Regions from separate parts of the Mus musculus genome. Here region 2 is linked to region 1. Evidence: chromatin loops called from intact Hi-C (ENCODE). Cell type or tissue: gastrocnemius. All regions are shown on one strand.

The links. A loop is a pair of places that touch in the nucleus more often than their neighbours do. Peaks named below come from ENCODE experiments on the same cell type or tissue, not always from the same donor. Only the 100,000 strongest peaks of a DNase experiment are listed, where the experiment ranks them.
Region 2: a loop joins it to region 1, with 2.1 times the contacts of the local background. A loop is called at or near these places in 13 of 42 quality-filtered maps.

The regions. Positions count from the first base shown.
Region 1 is chr2:128,673,832-128,676,331 of GRCm38, reverse strand. It overlaps Anapc1 (anaphase promoting complex subunit 1), which reads left to right. Exons shown (of 48, transcript NM_008569.2): 8 at 85-230; 9 at 441-661; 10 at 1,572-1,781. Among named protein-coding and RNA genes, the nearest start is that of Anapc1, 12 kb to the left of the region's middle. In gastrocnemius, no CTCF peak of the experiment used is centred here; no DNase peak of the experiment used is centred here.
Region 2 is chr2:128,626,327-128,628,826 of GRCm38, reverse strand. It overlaps Anapc1 (anaphase promoting complex subunit 1), which reads left to right. Exons shown (of 48, transcript NM_008569.2): 38 at 137-330; 39 at 1,620-1,706. Among named protein-coding and RNA genes, the nearest start is that of Gm39929, 22 kb to the right of the region's middle. In gastrocnemius, no CTCF peak of the experiment used is centred here; a DNase peak (open chromatin) is centred at 1,117.

The DNA of each region.
Region 1 (2,500 bases):
GAGAATATTCTTCTTCAAGAACTCATTTTAAGACTGTAAACCTGCTGATATTCTGTCCCTGGTCATTTCCATTCTGATTTTTAGGTCTTTTTGGCTCATCACGGGTACAGTATGTTGTAGATCCAGCAGTGAAAATTGTGTTTCTGAACATTGACCCCTCCATTGTCATGACCTATGATGCTGTTCAGAATGTGCATTCTGTGTGGACTCTGCGGAGGGTAAAGCCAGAGGTAAGGGTGACTGATCATGCTGCGTCCCATGACAGATAGCGAACCCTGAACACTTGCACTGAGCACTTTGAGATCAGTTGAGTTTCTTTGGTAAAGAACAAGCCCTTTGTTTTTAATATCTGCCATCTACATTCATTTTCAAGGTAATTTCAAGCAAAGTACCTCTTTGTTCTGATTGTTTTCTTATTTTTCCCATTCCTTTGACTTAAGGAAGAGAATGCTGTTTTAAAGTTCCCTGAGCAGGCAGGGACCCTGCAGAATGCAACTACTAGCAGCTCCCTGACAGCACATCTCAGAAGCCTCTCCAAAGGCGAATCCCCTGTGGCTTCGCCGTTCCAGAATTACTCTTCCATTCACAGCCAGAGTCGCTCAACCTCTTCGCCCAGTCTACACTCTCGGTCGCCTTCCATTTCCAACATGGCGGCTCTAAGGTGGATGTCTGTCTTTGTTTTAAACAAGATAACTGAAGCAACAGATACCTGCTATTTTAGCTCTCTTATATTTTGAAGGACTTAAGGTTTCTATTGACAACTCTTGGATAGTTTTTAGGGGGAGCAGGCAGAAACCCAACTATGACTACTTTAGGACTTGTGAATTCATGATGCCTCAGTTTCCAGTATCACACTTAGATCCTGTTCATTGCTGCTGTAACGTTAATTTGTTTCTCCCATGAGGTGTCAGCGCTTGAATGAACATTTCATTCTACAAATATTTTGTTAGTTTTTTAAACCTTAATTTATAATTTTTTATTTTTGATGATTAATATGTATACTTATATGTCTTTATTGACGTAGATGTACATGGATGGTCCTGTATGGACAGTTTTGCTAGTTTGTGTGTGTCTGGAAGTACAGCAACATACTTTAGACCTTTTTGAATAATGAATAATTTTCATATCTACACATTTACAACTGAAAATGAGTTTATTATTCAGAAAATATAGTTCAAATATTCATTGTGTCGTGTGTGTGTGTGTGTGTGTGTGTGTGTGTGTATCTCCTTTCTGTGTAGCCTTGGCTGTCCTGGAACTCAGTATGTAGATCAAGCTGGCCTAGAACTCGATTTGCCTGTCTCTGCCTTGAGTGATGGGATTAAATAAAGCCTTGCTCCCTTATGCCTGGTATGAGTGCATTTTAACACAGGTTCTAAATACAGTTTTAGGCTATCATAAAATGCATTAGTTCAAACTGTTTAAATAGCTATTCAATTCTGAAAATGTATATGCCACTAAGATTGTACTGTAAGTGCTTCCTGTGTGTGGGTAGGAGTGGAGACTGTTGTTGGCATGGGTTAGAAACGCAAGCTGCTCATCGTGACACCCTCTCCCTGGTTATTTTGCAGTCGTGCTCACTCTCCTGCCTTAGGTGTGCACTCTTTCTCAGGGGCGCAAAGATTCAACCTTTCAAGCCACAGTCAGTCACCAAAGAGACACAGCATTTCTCACTCTCCGAGTGGCAGTTTCAACGACTCATTTTTGGCACCAGAAACAGAGCCAATTGTTCCTGAGCTGTGCATTGATCACTTATGGACTGAGACACTTCCGAATATAAGGTTTGGTAGATATAATTTTATGTTCAAAGAAAAATATTACTATTGCTTTTGGAAGATATATAGTGTTATGCCTGGTGGTCTAGCTCAGTGGTAGAGTGCTTGTCAAATATGTGTGAATTTTAGGTATGGTACTAGCACATAATCTATGTAGAGATACATATTTATACCACCTTAATTTTAGAAGAATAAATTATTGATACTAAAGTGATCATAAAAATGTTTTGTCATCAAATATTTCTTTAAGATAGTAATCTTCAGGGCCGGAGAGATGGCTCAGTGGTTAAGAGCAGTGGCTGCTCTTCCAGAGGTCCTGAGTTCAATTCCCAGCAACCACATGGTGGCTCTCAGTCATCTGTAATGGGATTGGATGCCTCCTCCTTGTGTGTCTGAAAATAGCTACAATGTAGCTGTTTAAATAAATAAATGTTTAAATAAATAAACCTTAAAATAAAGATCTTTGAGGTTTGAGGTATTTGAAGTTTTGGGTTAAAAGTCTATTTCTGTAGTGTTACAGTTAGGCTTCTATTGCTGTGAAAACACATCATGACTACAGCAAAACTTAAGAAGGAAAGCATTTAATTAGGGCTTGCTTACAGTTTCAGAGGGTCAGTCCATTATCATGTTGGTGTGAAGCAGACAGACCTGGTGCTGGAACAGTAGCTGAGAACTTTACATTCTGATACATAGATAGCAGGAGGGGGAGCAAGACACTGGGCCTG
Region 2 (2,500 bases), 48 kb after region 1:
TGTTAGATTGCTCCATAGTGTTCTTTTTTTTTTTAAGATTTAGTTTGAAAATTACAAACATTTGTAATCTTCCAAGTTCAGATATTTTTGGTAATGAAGAAAGTTGTAACACTAGGTAATGTTTTTGTGTCACCAGACAGGGCCCTATAACCTCGAAACCTGCCTGAGTGTGGTCCTGCTGTCTCTTGCCATGGTGATGGCTGGCTCTGGGAACCTGAAGGTGTTGCAGCTCTGTCGCTTTCTGCACATGAAGACTGGTGGAGAGATGAACTATGGCTTCCACTTGGCCCACCACATGGCCCTGGGCCTTCTCTTTTTGGGAGGAGGAAGGTGATGAGTGTTTTTGTTCTGTTTGTCCTTTAATAAAAGAGTTCATGAGGGAGAGCTATATATGTTATCTGTTTGTTCACTTTGAAAACTACGTGTTTCTCTTGTTGGCTTTTTTCATACAAATGTTGGAATTTGTCATTTTTCATAGTAAATAACTGGATAGAACATTAATTAGAACTGTATTGATGGCACCTGCAGCAGAGGATTGAAGTCCCTTGCCATGTTGTCTTCAGCTATTGCTATACTTATGTGGTGCCTTGTGTGGTAGAGATTATGAGCAAGATGGGTATTTCTTAATATAGTTTGTGGCAGTTGCTTCTTTTTATTAATTTGGAATTATGAATACTTAAAGGTTGGGGCTGTAGCTAAATCATAAAGCATTTGCCTATCATGGACAGGGCCCAACCTGTGAATTCTTGGTGCACCAATAAAAATTAAAAGAGCCAACAAGGATGGGTAAAGAAATGTTAGCTGTAAGAATTCTTTAGTATTTTGTGACTTTTTGAATTATTTTCTTTCAATTAAGTACCTGCATTTAATGAACGCTCATAGTCACATTTTTGTCACTACACATGGTGTGACTCCTTGCTTCTCTTTAAGATTGAATCACTTTTCTTTAACTGAGCTTCTGCCTTTATTTTTTTTAATATTGTATTTTTAATTATATGTTTGTGTGTGTGTATATGTTTGTCTTTGTTAGGGTTTATGCAAATGAGTACTGGTGCCTGTTTGATCCCCTGGAGCTTGGGTTACACCCAGTTGTGAGCTACCCAACAAACTGGCGGAGAGCCAAACCTGGGTCCTTTGGAAGAGCAGCTCAAACTCTTAAGCAATGAGCCATCTCTCCAGTCACTGGCACTGCATTTTAGTAGTTGTTTTATTTTTACATTGTCATATGTTTTCTATAATATTGATATTTATAACATCCTGCAATGTTGGGTTTATCCCCAAGTTTCTAATGTTAATATATGAATATTCATCTTTGAATTTTGATTTATCAAGTAATAAAATACTTCATTGTCCTCCCTCTGTACTATTTTAGGGTAAACCTTGCTTATTCCTGGGTTGTTTTAACATTTGTAGAATGGCTTCTGCTTTGAATAGTAGTCAATCTGGAAGTGATGTAAGGACTAACTGTGAAGAGATGTGTTCCCCACCAAGAATATTTTGCTTATCATGGCATCTTACCAGTGTACCTTGTTATAGAACCCCACTCTTCCACCCCAAGCATGCCTTGAAGATATGTCCAGGAAACTAACAGCGTCTCTCCCACTGAATTTGCTCTGCAGGTACTCTTTGAGCACATCCAACTCATCCATTGCTGCCCTTCTCTGCGCCCTTTACCCACATTTCCCAGCCCACAGCACTGACAACCGGTGAGTCTCATGCATTGCTAAGCCTGTTTCCTGAGGTCTGCTTTACTTTCATGGACTATTGCTTTGATTTTGTACTTAGCTCCATAGCTAAATCTTTTAAATGTATCTTTCAAAGTATTAGACTAGAAGAAAATTCTGGATGTTTGATGCCTGATCATTCTCACATCGGTCAAGCTGTTGTAAATCCAGGTGTAAGCCAGATAGAGTTATCTTTAGGTATAAATTAACCATACAAACTTTAGGGAAGTATAAAAAAACATACCTTTTTTCTGTTACAGTTATTTAATTCCAAGAAAAAAACTTAATCTCAATTAGTGACCATGTGAGTTCTTTCTTTTACACAATTACTGTGAGGTTTTGTGTAAATGACATCAAAGAGGAACAAAAATAGAGACCTATAAAAAGTAAAACAAACAATTTAGAAGTAGCAGGAAGCAACAGTTTGAAGTTATATAACGTGAGCATTGTAGAGCACAGAGTGACTAACATCTCCTTTTCTAGGGCAGTGTCCAGAATGAGGGACTTTTCTTGTGTATCAGGAAAGGGAAGAAAATAGTTCCTGATAAATGACATTGTAGGAGGCCAGCACTGTACTTACTCCAATCAGTTGTCTGTCCAAAAGTCAGCAGCATTCTTTGTCTAAATGAGTAGTAAAATGTCAGGAGCCCTTAAAGCCATGCATGACTTTGCTCTCTAGTATCAAGTATAACGGATGACAAGAAATGCCTGCTCTGCAAAAGTGTCTGATGTGAAATCCAACCTCTGTCAAGTGGGGCCCAGAACATTGTTAATTT